2 separate regions of the Mus musculus genome follow, and region 2 is linked to region 1. A link is a loop called in an ENCODE intact Hi-C map of the cell type or tissue named here. Cell type or tissue: left cerebral cortex. All regions are shown on one strand.

Evidence for each region. Peaks named below come from ENCODE experiments on the same cell type or tissue, not always from the same donor. Only the 100,000 strongest peaks of a DNase experiment are listed, where the experiment ranks them.
Region 2: a loop joins it to region 1, with 2.1 times the contacts of the local background. A loop is called at or near these places in 2 of 42 quality-filtered maps.

Annotation. Positions count from the first base shown.
Region 1 is chr6:136,238,049-136,246,048 of GRCm38, forward strand. No RefSeq gene overlaps it. Among named protein-coding and RNA genes, the nearest start is that of Gm26105, 39 kb to the right of the region's middle. In left cerebral cortex, CTCF peaks have their summits at 1,213 and 4,056; DNase peaks (open chromatin) are centred at 1,272, 2,623, 2,737, 3,641 and 2 more places; H3K27ac peaks cover 3,501 bases.
Region 2 is chr6:136,299,449-136,307,448 of GRCm38, forward strand. No RefSeq gene overlaps it. Among named protein-coding and RNA genes, the nearest start is that of Gm26105, 22 kb to the left of the region's middle. In left cerebral cortex, no CTCF peak of the experiment used is centred here; DNase peaks (open chromatin) are centred at 4,593, 5,084, 6,063 and 7,261; H3K27ac peaks cover 2,652 bases.

The DNA of each region.
Region 1 (8,000 bases):
GATTTAGAATAAGTCTAATCTGACACCAATTAATGATGTGCATAATAACTATGGCTTATGCAATAATTAGTTATAAAGGGTAAAGTCATTCTCATAAATGACTAAAATTAGCATAACTTTTACACTGTTTGTTCTCTGGTGTTATCGACTGCATCTGTATCCCCAGCTTCCCGGATTCTTTGTAAATATTCATATACAGCCCACCCCCGGTACCACCAGAAGGTTAGAGTCCCGCTCTCAAGCTGTTGCTTCATGTTGTCCTGTCTAATTGTTCTTTCCCACCCAGCATGGCCCAAGGCTGAGATGTTTGACGCTCCTGGCCACACTGCTGAGACATACCACTCTCTGTCTCCCTGAGATAGGCAGGATAAGGACTCCCCTTTGAAGAAGGTGTCTGTCCCTTCCAGATAGACTGTCACACAGCTCCCCTATTCCTGTAACAGTTTAGGATCAGGCATGCCCTAATAAGTAAGAGAGATAAACAAGGTGACTTTTTCCAAACAAATTAAACCATTTATTGAGTCAATCTGTCTGAACAGGAGACCCCCCCCCCGTTTTTTAACCATCTCATATATATACATGATGGGGTTTACATGTTTAAAATATGGGTTGTATGGGCCATGCATGAGCAGACTATCCAACGTTTATAACAACCTGTTAATCATGGTGAGAATCTACCCTATCCTAGCTCCTAGAGATGAGCTTTTCTCTCCACCTAAACTTTGAGGTATCCCCAACGACCTCAGGGATCTTCCATCACGTGTTTGTCTATTCTGTGAAGTGTGCTGTATGCCATCACTCCAACTGTTAATGAATATCTGCTTTTACTACCCTTCTGTATCTTGTCCCATGCATTGTCTGAAACACAAAGAACCTGAGCATCCCTGAGAAGGCAACCCTAGAATCCCACTGGCAATGCTGCCTTGATATGTCATTGAATGTGACAAATGTCATTGCTCACTTCCTGGGAGAATCCAGTGGCAAAGACTCTGAGACCAACTGTGGCTAGACCGCCCATCAAACCAGGTCAGGAAGGGGAGATAGCTGGAAGTGGTGAGGGCAGCCACTCGGAGTTCTGCAGAGAACTTGCTCCTGTAGAGATGAACAGCTCGAGGGGGAGGGGAATGGGATGAAAATAAAAACAAGAGGTTGCCAGGTAACAAGAGGGCAGAACTGAAATCCTCCTCCTGAGGGCGCCTGGCAGAAGCTGTGGCCTCAGACACTTAGGCTGAGCTGCACAGAGCAGTCCTTGGCAGTCTGCTTCTTGGGGTTCTTTCTCAGAGATTGTGTTGACATGGCGAAGAGAATCAGTTAATAGGATCCATTGGAAGAGGAAAATCATGAGCAAAGGGGCGCTGGAAATCAGCCGTGGGGATGACAGAAAGGGAAAGCTTGGAGCTCCAAGGAAAGAAACATCATTTTCCTAGGCACGGGAGGAGGGGGAGGCCACACAAGACCTGCTAGATTTAGAGGAAACGGTAATTTTTATTTTTTTTATTTATTAATTTGTTTATTTTACAGTACTGAGATTGAACCTCAGGCCTCACAGATGTTTGGCAAGCACTCAAGCACTGAGCTAAATTCCACTCCTTTCTCACAATTTTTTTTTGAGACCGAGTCTCCCTAAGCTGCACAAATTGAACATGAATTGTGCTCTGTAGCCCAAATGGTACTTAAACCCCAATCCTCCTGCCTCAGCTTCTGCATAGCTAGGATAGGATTATGGATCTGCACCACCAGGACCCCCAGGAAATTGTAATTCGTGTGGCATATGTTATGATATGTATTTGGTCCATTTAACCAGGGCTGGCCTCCAGCCTGGCTGAGAGGGTTTCAGGTGAGGAGGTCAGGACTGAGAGGACCTGAACAGTAAGGCTCCTCGGTGGAGTTTCTCCATCCAGGACCTAGATCGCATTCTTCTCCAGTTATGCCTCTAAGCTGGGTCCTGCTGGGTTATGCCTCTAAACTGGAGTGCTGCTTGATTATATCAGAGCCCCAGTTAGGGAAGAATGCACAGGGCTTTTACCAACCAAATCCCTCTCTCTGCAAGGAGCCTTTCCATCTTCACAGCTTACAGTGACCCAGAAATGGAAGACCAGTGGCCACATTCACCCAGGGCTTTGTATACGCTGAACTAAATGTCTATATACACACACATACCTGCATTCATGCATATGCAAACACACACACACATACACAAAGGAACACATGTAAAAACACACACACAAGTTCACATCCACACATGTGCATGCACACACAGACACTAGCACATATGCATAGACACACACATGCACACACACACACACACACACACACACACACACACACACACATCCCTTGCAGAGTCTTAGCCATCACAGCACGTGCTGCTTCTCTGAATCCCAGCTCCTTAATCACATTCCCCTTTTCTGGAAATCTCCTAAGCCCCACCTTTGGTTGCTTAAATCCTGGCACAAGGAGAGTCTCGAAGTGCTTGGACTCTCCTGTCCTTCATGCATGCCTTCACTTACTTCATTTGCTTGTAAATAACAGGATGCAGCTTTCACCTGTGCTGACTTGATAAGCAGCCAGGCAACCCACCAGGAGGAGCAGGATCCCAGACATAGCACTCCTGGGGTTTCTGTGCCTCTGGTCCTCCCTCTATAACCCCAGTCCACAGCAGGACTACTACATGGGCTTTTGACATCTTTTTCATTCACAGATCTGGCTTAGATAGAAACCAGCATTCTTTGCTCTAGATTCAATCGACGTGAAGGAATACCTAACCCAGCTTGAGCTAGAATCAGGCTTTGGTTGAATCTCAGGTATTCAGAGAACAATGTTGTATAGCAGGGAGGCTGCTAATGGACACCTAACTGGGTGCAGAGGATGCCAGTTCTCAGAGAGTGGGTCCTGAGCTGAGCAGACACTGAAAACCCTGATTGATTGCCATACCCCGTTTCAATGTAGTCTGTGGACTCGGGAGAGGATGATCATCACTAGAGTTGAGAAAAGTGCTGGCATAGGGGCTGAGGTGCAGTTTTACCTACACATGTGTCCGATGGCTTCCAACTGAGTAAGACAAAAAAAATAGTTACACACAACAGAATCTAGCTTTGCCTGGCCACCTACATACAGGGAAACTGAGTCACTATCTCTTTTAAATGTGTTCTACTTCTCATTCCTGTCACCTCAGGAGATTCCTTGGGAAGGAGATGTGACCAGTGATAAGGTCCTGCAATAGAGGAGTTACTGTGTGCCTGCCTTCCTTGGAGAGGGTCAGAAAAGCTGGCAGGGAGTGGCACAGAGGGGGGATGGGCCTTGGCAAAGTATGAAGAGCTGAGTTTACATCCTCTTTACATACCGGGGTTCCTCTCCTAATGCATCAGAGATCAAATAATTAAAACCCCTATTGCATTCAGGATTGTAGCCGTCTTTAGACTAAAGCAATGACCTGAGACCAACGAGTGAAGCTCCCCTTCGAAAGGCCCTGTCTTAAAGCAATTCTGAGCTGCCTCTTCTGTGGTACTCTCTTTGTGACTAAGAAGAAGACACCGATGCAGAAGCCTGTCTGTGGGAAAACTTTAAATAAAGAGAAGCCTTATCTCCTAGGAAACCAATTCCCTCCTCCTCATTCTCTGTGCAAAAAGATGGCCAGCTTTCCCCTCTCCCGTCCTCAACCCCATTTCCATTTCCTTCTTCAAGCCCTTTACAATCCAACAAAGCAAGCTTTCTAGGGGAATATATGCTTTTTGACGCTGGATAGTATCCAGTCAGGGTCCAACACGACTTCGAAATGCATAATCCGTTTGAAAAGGTTTTGGGGATGTAGGAAAACAGACAGCTGCAGAGTCATCTTCTAGATCTGACAAGGAGTCAGGGCTGTGAATAGGGAGACAGCTGGAGCCTCTGCGACACTGTTTTCCACTGGGTGGAATTTAGAAAATGTGTCTCTATTACTAAGCATCTGGTTCCTTGTATCACTTATAAGCAATTTCAGCAATGTCATGACCTCAAGGCACAGTGCCCTACGGAAGCTTTCATGTACCCATGTGTTCCATAGGGATTGAACCAAACACTAGGTGGGGCATGCGGGAGATAAAAGCAAAGAGGAAAACATTTAAGGAGGTCCCAGTGTAGGAGAGGAGGCAGACACATGGATGGATAGTGTGTCCACTAAAGAGGCGAAGGAAATGTTCAATGATTTCCCAAGAGTCAGGATTGCTGGGGTGATGGGGGACCCACACAGAGAGGATCTGAAGTATAGATGGAAGGCTGGGAAGACTGCTTATTCAGTTAAGGGCTTACCTTGAGAGCCAAAGAACTGAGTTTGACTTCCAAAACCCCTGTAAAAATCCTGCCATGCTAGCAAGAAATGGTAGTCCCAGTTCTCCAGAGGCAGAGACAGGTTCCTGAGACTCAGTTGCCAGCCAACCAATCATATCGGGTGAGTTCAAGCCAATGAGAGACCATGTCTCAAACAAACAAAGTGGATAGCACCTGAAGAAAGATACCTGAGATTGTCCTCTGGTCTTAATATGTACACACACACACACACACACACACACACACACACACACACACACACCACTGTAAGTATTTCAAGAGGGCATTGATGGAATCAAGTGGACTTCCACACATGGATAAAAGTCCATGAAAAGATATAGAATGTGGTGTCACTGCTCTTATTATAGTTGAACATGGAATGTCCCTCATGGGCATGTTTGAACACTAAGTCCCCACGTGGTGATGTCCTTTTAGGAAGATGTAGAGCCTTTAGGAGGTGGGGCCTTGCTGGAAGAAATGGATCAATCAAGGCAAGCCTTAAAGTTTAACAGCTTAATTCTTGTTAGCTCTCTTCTTCCTGACTGCGGAACCAATGTGACTAGCCTTTGCCAATCCTTAGTCATGATTCCCCACTACAATGTACTGACCATGTTGTCTTGAACATAAATCAAAATAAGCCCCTCCCACTTCTGGTGCTTATTACCCATATTTGATCACAGCAACAAGTAGTTAAGAGTCCTTCAACAAGGCCAGTGCATACATCTAAAAGCCCAGCACTGGAGAGTCTTGGGCAAGGAGATCACAAGTCCATCCTGAAACACAGAATAAGAACTAACCTTATAATCAACCATCCCACCAAAAATAGACCAGCACTGATGAAAAGAGGAGAACGGACTGGTGACTGGGGAGGCAGGAAGCTCCCGTTTTGTGAAGGACATGACCTGTCTATTCCCCAGAACTATGGATTTTTTTTAAAGACTTCATTTTTATTTCTCTGATGGTGGATCATTCACTCAGATGTCTACAAAGGCCAGAAGCAGGCACTCAATCCCCATAAAGTTGCATTTATAGGTGGTTGTAAGGTACCTGATATGGGTGCTGGGAATTGAACCTGGGTCCTCTGAAAGAGTAGCCAGTGCTCTCACTGAGCCACCTCTCCATCCCCAGCTGTTTTTTGTTTTTTTTGTTTTTTTTTCCTGAATGTCAGATTACCGCGGTCCTCAGAGCTGTGTTATCCTCCATGTTCTCTGCTGGGTTGCCTTAGTTTAAAACCTGGGACTGGGTTTCCCAGATTTTGAATTTGTTACTTTACAGTCTGACATCCACCAATTCGGGATCCAGATTCCAACAGCAGGAAGAAGTCAGTGGCCATGCGTACTCTTATGCAGAGGTTAGCAAGCATGTGAGCTTGGACCAGTATCAGGTTGTTCTCATTTAGCTGTGTATGAAGCACCCACGTTGATGCGACCAACAGCTAAGGGTACCATAGTGATTTTTTTCCAAAGTCTTAACCTGAGCCACAGCTGCTGCTTCCTGTGTTCTCAGAAAGCCACTTTCAAGATCTTGAGCTCCTGGCAAACTTCAGCTTTTTCTGACCTTCAGTCTTCCACAGGCTATGGCAAGTTCACACATGTTCTCAAAGAGGTGCGCACTTTCTGAGGTATCATAAAAAACATTTGATAACACTAGGTCCATAGCTGTCTAAAATACTTTCCTGGTTTCTGTTTTCCCTAATCTAGACTCTGGCTGGGGACATTTTAGAACTGGACCCTGTGGCTTGTAAAAAAAGAGGGGGGAGAGAGAGAGAGAGAGAGAGGATTTAATAACACAATGGAGAGACGATGAAGCTCGTGGCTAAGATGGTGGCAATAAGAGTGTTGGAAAGATATTTGAGATGTATGACCACCCAGATGGGGGAGATGAAATGTGCACAGAAGGTCCTGTGGCTGCTGGTCCAGGCAACTGTACCAGAGATGGGAGGATGGCACACAGAGCAAGTGAAGGAGACTTGGCAGGCATGACAGATGATGAGCCCCATGTAGGATGTGCTAAGCTTCTGATCTAGATATTAAACAGGCTAAATAAATCCGAAAGTGGGAGATTTCGACTAAAGGTAATTTTTTTTTCTGGCACATTGGGAACATGGATGTGGTCATTAAGTCAGTACACTTGGTAAGGTTGGTTAAGAAAAGTATACAACACACACACACTCACACTCACACTCATTCATTAAAGAATGACACCTGAAAGGGGAGGGAAGGCTCAGAAGGTAAGGCTGTGTGCCATCAAGCCTGATAACTTGAGCTCCACTCCTGGAACCCCCATTTTGGAAACAGTGCCAAGTCTTACACCCTGGTCTCTGCCTAAATATATACTGCAGCATGTCCATACACACACACACACATACATACATACATACATACATACATACATACATACATAAATGTAAAAAATAACAATTTCTGGAAACCATTAATGCTTCAGAATAGAAGAGAGGGAGGAGAACATAGGATGATTACTTTCTTTGCTCTATGACAGACACCTGACGCAAACAAGTTAAAGAAAGAAAGGGCTATCGTGGTTCATGGTTTCAGTGGGTTCATTTCATGACTGTTTGGCTTCATGCCCTTGGGAGGAACATCACGGCAGTCAGGGAAAGTGGCAGATATCTGTCCATTTCATCACAGAGCTGGAAGCAGAAAGACGGAAGGAGACGTGCTTGGCTGACTACTGACAGGCGCTTGGCTGGCTGCCTCCTGTCTCTCCTATTCTTCTGTCATCATCCCAGAAGGTGGTGCCACCCACATTCAGATGGCATCCTCTTCCTTCCCTTGATTCCTGTAGACTTCCCAGGAGGAACATCTCACTAAATCTCCTAGGTGATTCCAAATGAGTCAAGTTGATGATGAAGACTAACCGCCTTGAGTGGAAGCATCCGGACAGAACAATGCCAATCAGGATGAAGTGTCTGAAGCCGTGGATAAGGGATTGACAATGATGTGAACCATGGCAGATGGAAGGAACGTGAAGATACAGGCAGGAGCCAGGCTCTGTGGTGCTTTGCATCCCAGCACTCGGGAAGGAGATCTCTGTCCCAGGCCACCCAAGGGAAGCATGACATCATGTCATAATACATGAATAAATACTAACAAAGAAGCAAATCCATTTCACGTATGAACTTAAAATGAGAAAATAGAGGCCGGACTCTAACAGACCCTCCCCTCACTCAGCTGTTACTGCCAGTTGCCGGCGCCCGTTCCGGACACTGTGGGGATGGGGGAACAGTTTCTGCAGAGCTGGAAGCTGAACCTTGCCATGACGTTTCCTCTTGTCCTCTGCCTTCTCCCTACTGGTGCCCTATATCACCCCACCGCCACCCCGGCATGGTGCTGATGCCTCTTCTAATGAATCTACCATTGCACGGTCTGCAGTGTGTGTGTGTGTGTGTGTGTGCAGACCCCCAAGTTCATGCAGTGTGGGCTTGTAGCTACTTATAAACTTAGGGATTTAAAAGGTGGTTAACGGTCCTTTACAGCTGTTAAAATCAATGCAACTAAGTCATGATCAGCTATTTCACGCATGAATGCTAGAGAGAGAAACATCGTAGGAAAATGTAAAAAGAGAAATGCCATTCCATGTAACATGTGTCTCTGTCAAAAGCCTCAGCTTCACGCAAGGCAAGCATGGTGAGTCACAGAGAAACAGGCAAGATCCCCCTCCATGGAATAGAAAGA
Region 2 (8,000 bases), 61 kb after region 1:
TTACACCCATATGTTTTGTCAACTTAACACAAACTAGAGTCACATAGGCAGAGGAAATGTCAATTGAAGAATTTCTTCCCTTAGACTGGCCAGCATACAGACAGGTCTGAAGGTCATTTTCTTGACTAAAGGTTGCTATGTGAGAGTTTAGCCCACTGTGGGCAGAGCCACCCCTCCTGGACTGGTGGTCCTAGACTGTATGAAAAAGCAAAATGAGCAAGCCATGAGGAGCAAAGCCATAGGCAGTGTCCCTCTGGGCTCTCTGGGTTCACTCTTCCCTCCAAGTCCCTGCCTAGACCACTTGCCTCTTTTCTTACTGACCCACAAGCCAAATAAACCCTTTCCTCCCCAAATTGGTTTTAGTCAGCATTTTATTACAGCCACAGAAACCAAACTAGGATACATATATAGAGATAATTAAAAGTGAAATTAAAGTATTGATTAAAGACATGTTAAAACTTGTTTTAGTTTGTTATTTCTGACACGGTCTCTCTCCTTCACTTCCCCTTCCATTTTCTCTCCATTCTCTCTTTCGCTCTCTTCTCTTTCCCTTGCCCTCATTTGCAGAAGCACCTATTAGCATCTAGTCGGCTGTTGGAGATGCTCTGATGAGGGTCTGTGGATAGGTGCCTTACATACAACAGGACTGAAGACAGAGAAGTTCAAGGTCAAGATGCTAGCAGGCTCGGTATCTGCTTAGGCCTTGCTTTGCTTTCTCACTTGTGGGCCTTCTAGCTGTGTGGTCACTGGCAGAGAGGAAGAAGGGTCCCTTTGGGATCTCTTTTGCAAGGATACTAATCAGATTTGGAAGGGATCCTTCAACATCTGATCACCTTCCAGGGGCCCCACCTCTTAAAACCTTCATCTTGAAGAAAAGAGTTCTTTTTCATTTGAGGAGAAGCAGCATTCAAGGTATGTGTGTGTGCATATGCATGTGTGTGTGTGTGTGTGTGTGTGTGTGTGTGTGTGTACGTGCACGCACACATGAGAGGTCCTTCCTGAACAGCCCAGGCTGGCCTCTAACTTGCAATCTTCCTGCCTTGGCATCCCAAGTTCTGGGATGGTGGACCTACATCATCACACCTGACTCAGGGTTAAGATTTTGGCCTGTGGATTCATCAATACAAGCTTTCAGCCCCGTCACAGAGTCTAGTGAGACGCTGACTCAAAATCCACTTTGAGATGCAATATTATAAACAGTTAAGTTTTAGACTTGTGGTTCTATTTATTTTCAACCTTTATTAGCTGATACTAATCATATATAGTGAGGGGTATACATGTATACTTTCATACATGTACATATAACATATTTTGGCCATATTCACCCTCCCCATTACTGTCACCTGTCCCCTCTCACAGGTACAGATCACCTACCTACCTCTCCCCAACCCGCCTTCCATCTACTATCAAAGCTTATCTATGAACCACTGAGTTTAATTCGATTTACATACAGGCACATGGGTGATGGGTTGTTAACAGGACAAAGGACAGCTATCAGAGGCTGCACAGCTAAAGGACTTGCCTCCCCCCCCCCTTCCCCCCCTCCAGCAACCATTAATGGCCTTTACATCCTCAGGGAGACTGCTGCCACAATGTCATTTTTCATCCTCAGTACTGTCTCAATTCTGGCTATACTTTTGTACCTGAGACCTCATCTGTCTTGTTGCACGGAATTCAGTGCTCCCTGAAGGCTAAAACCGTGCCTCCTTCCTCAGAGAAAAATCAACCCTTGCCTTACGCTGACCTGTGCCTCTCTTCTGCCAGAGTGTCTAGGAAGTTTTTTTGTTCTTTTTTTTTTTTTTTAACTGATTTTACTTGTGGTGATTGGAATGGGAAATGTCTCCTGCAGGCTTGGGGATCTGAATACTCAGAACCCAGTTGGTGGCACTGTTTAGGGAGGTTTGGGTAGTGCAACCTTGCTGGAGCAAGTGTGTTAGTGGAAGTGGGCTTTGACAGCGTATTGTCTCACACCGTTTCTGGATTACTCTCTCTGCCTCCGCTTGCAGTTGGGGATGTGGGCTCTTAGCTTCCCTCTCCTGACACTATGTCTGCCCCTTACTAGCATGCTTCCCTAGCATGGCCGGCTCTCATCCCTCTGGAACCAGAATCCAAAGTAAAACCCTTCTTCCATAAGTTGGCTTTGATCCTGGTATTTTATCCCAGTGACCCTCTGTGATTTGTCTGTCCCAACAGCAGTGCGCATCTTTGATAGGGTATGGGAGAGGTGGGTGGGGGGCATTGTTAGAGTCTCCGGTATGAAGACACATGTGTACTCCATGCTATAGAAAGGGATCTCCAGGCACATGTTCTGAGTAACGTGTTTACATTGTTGATGATTTATTTGTTCTGGGAACACGCACGAGTACAGCCCAGATGCTCCTAGGAGAGCACAAGATTAATACCAGCTAATGCTGCTAGAAAATGGCCCTTGAATGAAACCTGTGGGGAGAATTCTGGGAGTTTTTGAGAAACTGACTCACCCTGCTTTGAGTCAAGTCATTATGGTGACTATTCATCTCAGAGATCACTCAGCCAACTCCATTCTTCTCTCCAAAATGACCACATCTGACCTGTGCTTTTACCCACTGAATGGTCTCCTCTGCTCTTATCTGTCCCCGTGTCTTAAGAGGTCACTCAGAGTCCATAGTACAAACTCAAGCAAGCCACTGGGTGAGCAAGGACAAGGCCACTCAGAAAAGAACTAATACACAGAAGTCCTGAAGCTAGGGAGTCTCTGAGGTTGGTTTTCCTGGCCTTCCACTCCTGTGTGTCATGTGTGCATGTGTTCGAGCATATTTGTGTGCCTCTGTGTGTGCACATGTGTGTGCATTCATGTGTGTTTGGTCCCAGTTTGACCCTGGTTTGGGCCTTGAGGACAAACCCTAGCCTGGCTTGAGTTTTGAGACCTGTCTCAGTCAGTTCTGTATTGGGGTGACTCAGCAAGACCTGTTTGGCCCTGCCTCTGCCCTGCCTTTGCTGATGCAGAGCTTTGCCATTGGCCCTGTCAGTCACTCCATACCCTCTGTCACCCTTCCCCACCTCCTACATCATCTTACCCCACCAAAAATCCCCCTTCCTATGCTCCAAACTTATATAATCGAGAGGCTGATGCCATAAAGTTGGGTTCCTGCTTTGACAGACTCCCGGCCTGGGTGTGTTTCTTTGGGGCCATCACCATTAACCTCCAGAGAGACCCCAAAGAGTGCAGAACAGGGACCAGTATGGGAGAGACCCCAATGGGTCCAGAACAGGGACCGGGACCAGGACCTAGACCTCTCTCCTCTCAGCTGGACCTGTGTGTGAATGCAGGCACATGGGAGGGAGGCACTGTATGTGTATGGATGTCAGAGGACAAGGGAAATGTCAGCCTTCATCTTCCTCCTTGTTTGAGGCAGGTATCTTCGTGGGTTTTCTGCTGCGTACAGCAGACTGGCTGGCCCATGCACTTCTGGAGTCTCCTTTCCCTGCTTCCTATCTCCTTTTAGGGGCACTGGATTACAAGTTCTTCCTCTGTGCATCAGGCTCTTATGTGTGTTCTGGGGATTGAAACTCAGCCTCGCCTCAGCCTCCACTTGTTTGGGTTTTGTTTTGCTTTGCTTTGCTTTGCTTAGGTGGTCTCGGGCTGTATCCCCCTCATTGCAGGTAAGTTACTTCCTCCACTAACACACTCCCATTGAGCTTCTCCATTCGCACTTCCTCGCCCTAATAAGCAATGAGATGAAGACTGGAGCTTATCACGCTCGCTTTAACTTATCTGGATCCCTTAAACACCTTTTTACATATTGAGTTCAACCTGATGAGCCATCCTGGTACCCACTGAGCTCTTCAAGAGGAGAATAAAGAAGGATTCAGATGAAAAGTGGCCAGGACCAGGAAGTGTGTGCCACGTGAAGCCACAGGTAACCATCAGAGAGAATGAAGACTATACATAGAAAACGGGATCAAAAGAGAGCCAGAAGAGAGTGTTTCCCACTGTGTAAGTGCGGAGGCCCGAAAGGGTGGCCCCTACAATATAAGCGGCATTTTTAAATTACTGTCTACCTCGAGATAGCCTGCAGCAGCCAAACAGACAAAAGGAAATGACAGGAAAGAAAAGTGGGGAGAAAATTAAGATTTATGAAGTGTCTAATATATCCCAGCAACCACACTGATTGCTTTCTGCCCTCTCTTTCTTCTGGCCCTACTACAAGCACAAAAGTGTTAAGCAGTTTGCACTCAAGGTGGTGGCTATTGCAAAATTCAAACACCAGCCTGTTTCTTCATGCCAGGGAATCCTGAGGCTACTACAAGGGCTTATGTCAGAGTTGGGTAGCTGAAGTCTGGGAGAGAGTGGAGCCTGAGGTAACCACCTCAGAACCAGCCCAACCCCATGTTAGAGTAGTTTGGCTGGCTCTATGTGTGGTCCTATGTGGACCTGCATGGAGGGGGCTGGGGATGTGTATGCATGTATGTGTGCATGTGTGTGTGCATGCATTTGTGCACATGTGTGCATGCATGTGTGTGCATGTGTATGTGTCATGAAACTACAGAGTAGGTCTTGAAAGGCAAGGAAGAGATCTGAAGGGAGGCAGGAGAGATGTAGTAATGGAATGTGGGTGACCAGAAAGCAGAAAAGAGAATGATTTGGGGGACGTTACAGGGGACATTAAAGGAAGGGAAGAATTAAAACAGAGCATAATAATGAGCGCATCTGGGGAAAAAATGCCATCGTGAAAGTCACCACTTCATACGCCAACTTTAAAAATTAAGTGTAAAAAAAAAAATAAAAATGGGGATGTGTTCAAAAAAAGAGATACTTATGTAAGTCAAGATGGGTGTGGTCATAATCCTTTGATCTCAGCCAAGTCAACTAACTAGCTCTGGGCTGTTGGTAATGGGGTAGGGGGTAACACAAATAACAATTCCATGAAGACAGTTTGATGCCGGAAGTAAGAAATCTGGATCCATATTATATAATCTAAAAGTGCCCCCACCACCTACCCCCACCCTACGCATGAGAGAAGGAAAGGAGGAAAAAAAAACTCACAGAAATCACACAGTCAAGGCAAATGCAGTGAAAAGGCTCATTGGTTACTGTGGCAACCGACTCTTCCTTGCTCTGGCTGCTTATCCCACGATCCCTCTGTCACCCTATTTTTAGACTGGAGACAACGAGTGAAAATGGCTTTAATTTTTTTTTCTTTTCTATGTGATTAAGACATGCATAACCTTTGGGGAAAGACTCAGAAGACAGAACTTGGGAGTAGGGGCCAGGCCCCTGGTTCTGATTCTGAGGACCTGTGTCTGTCTGGGACCTGGGCCACTGGGTTCTTAGTCAGTGGCCACAAAGGAGAGATACTGAGGGACTGAGGGACCGAACCCAGCTCGGCAGTGTGGAGACTCACACCAAGGCGGGTGGAGGGTCTCGGTCATTTAAATAAGTAGAAGGAAGAGTGTGACGTAATATCTGTAATCCCTGCCCTCGGGAGGACTGGGAGTCTAAGGCTAGCCTTGGCTACATAGTAAGTTGGAGGCTAGCCTGAGATCCACACAACCCTGTCTCATAAAATCATAATAATTTTTAAATGAAAATAAAATAATTATAATAACCATTCCAGGAAGGGGGAGGCAGCTGTGGACTGTCTGATGTCTTCAAGATGCCCCAAAACTCAAAAATTAATCTCCCATCAAATCACTGAGACTATGTATTGTACCCACACTGCCAAGGAACCAAAGGCTAAAACCTCCAGCCTTTTTCCTGAGAGTGAGCGCAACTCTTCTTACAATATTTTTTTTCAGTTGTGATATTTCAAATGTTATTATGGACTATCTGTCTCCTTTCTCTTTTAACTGAAGGAAAGATACTGTTTTGAAAAACTGCCTCTGCCAGATCTTGAATGTTCCCAACACAAAGAACTGATGTATGTCTGCGGTGATAGATATGCCAATTACCTTGATGTGATCACCGCACATGGCATATTGAAATGACAGGCCGTGTTCTGTAAATATGCACAATTACTACAAGTCAATTAAAAGGAAAATGCACTTTGTATCACTTTTCCCCTCTGCTGATGAAGGCGAGCCATGAAAACAGTGTCTCTCTGCCTTTGCCTCGTGGGAAACCTGAATGTGGGCCACATGCTCTCAAGCTGGTTTCAGGAGAAAACCGGGCCTCCTGAAATGCAATGGAAAAGCCATTGACAACCACAGTGCTAAACACCGGGTCTGCATTGCGGCAGAAAATAGACCTGAGCTGGAGACAGGGAGAAGTTGGGGATAGCTCCCTGTGGGAGGAGAAAAAGCTAAGCCAGACCCGAGCCACTTGTTATATTTTGTTGACTCAGCTCAGGGATGAAAAGGGGTCTCGTGGGTTCAAATGGGTCTTGAGGCTCAGCCCGACAGAGTCACCCCACTCTGTCGGAGGGGGAGGTGCAGGCTGGGAGGTAAAGGGCTGTTGTCTCCTCTGTTTATTATGTTAATGAAGAGCCTTGGTCGAACTCTTTGAGAAGCTGCGCTGGAGATGGGGTTGTGTCCACTGCTGCTTTTCAGACCCAAGGGTGTTCTCCCAAAGTGCTATACAAGATAAGGAGCCCCCTATCTCTCTTCAGGAGAGGGACAAGAACAGAAAAACAGCCAATGAGTGGAGGTGTCTCCATGAGGACAGTTAGAAGGTGAACCACTTCAAGCAGATGTTGCCATCATTCACCCCGTGAGATGAAGCCGCCCGCAGTGGGGAGAAGGTACGGAAAGTTCAGCTGTGGGAAGCTCGGCCACGAAGAGAAGGCTCCTCAAGCTACTATCTCACTTCCCCAGTCCGTTGCCGGTGGGTGTTTTAAGTGCCCTATTTGAGAGCGTTTGGCTATCTACCCTCTGCCTGCTATTTATCCTTTTACTGTGGGTAACTAAATACTTAAGAAACCCCACCCATTCAGAACTCAAAGTATGGCTGTCCATACTTTGATTATCCAGACCGTACAGAATGGCCTTACAGGTCATTGATGGGAAAAGCGGGGTTTCGTTTTAGATCAGCTGGGGTCCCAGGGTGCGGCTGCCAGTGTCCAGCATGCTGGACTATTGCAGACAAGCTATGTGCAGGGAAAGTCTGTTTGCAGTCTTCTGGCCTCTGTATTCATCACCTGCTGACACTCACAGTTTAGTTAACTCTCCCATCTTCAGCGCTCTCCTCCACCACAGACTGTATGCATCTCCTCTCGTGTGAGGCCATCACCTCTGCTGCTTCCTCTGCTATTTCTACTACATGTGTAACCATTGCTTAACATGTACCATTCATGTAGACGGCGCAGACTGCAAACCCCCACGTGCGGCATGAGTCACATCTGATTCATCAGTGCCTAATTACCAGAGGGTTTTACCTTCAGAAGTATCTGTTGAGTAAAACGTGACTGCTCCAGGTTGAAAGTGACCCTCAGAAGGCGTGTGCATTCAGACTCTGGAATGTGACCTTATGTAGAAATGGAGCCTGCAGGTGCAATTAGTGAAGATGACATCATACCAGGTGTCAGTGCTTCTTCGGCCAAGGGACTGACACCCTTATAAGAAGGCTGTATGGAAACACAGAGGGAAAGAGACAGCACCCTTGGGGGTGCACACATACACTAGGGAATATCAAGGGCACTGGTCAGCACAAGAAGCTAGAAGGCAAGCAAGGAACAGACTCTTCAGTGTGTCCATTAGGACCCACACTTACCAATGACCTGACTTTGGGCTTCTGGCTTCCAGAATTTGAGTACAAAATCCTGTTGTATTAAGTCACTCCGTTTGTGGTAATCAACAGCTTCCCTGGTAAGGTGATGTGATAGCTCACCTGTATGGAGTTTAAATTCAGTACAAAGTATCGCCCTTCTACTCATTGTACTTTGTGGTTGTTCTTGTTTGCAAACTGTTGTCTATTTAGACCATCAGAATTGTCAAATGTCCTACTCCAACCAGTAGACAAAAATCACACAAGTCCAGATTAACCTTTACAATTACCTTTGACCTGTAAGGTACCAAAATGGGAT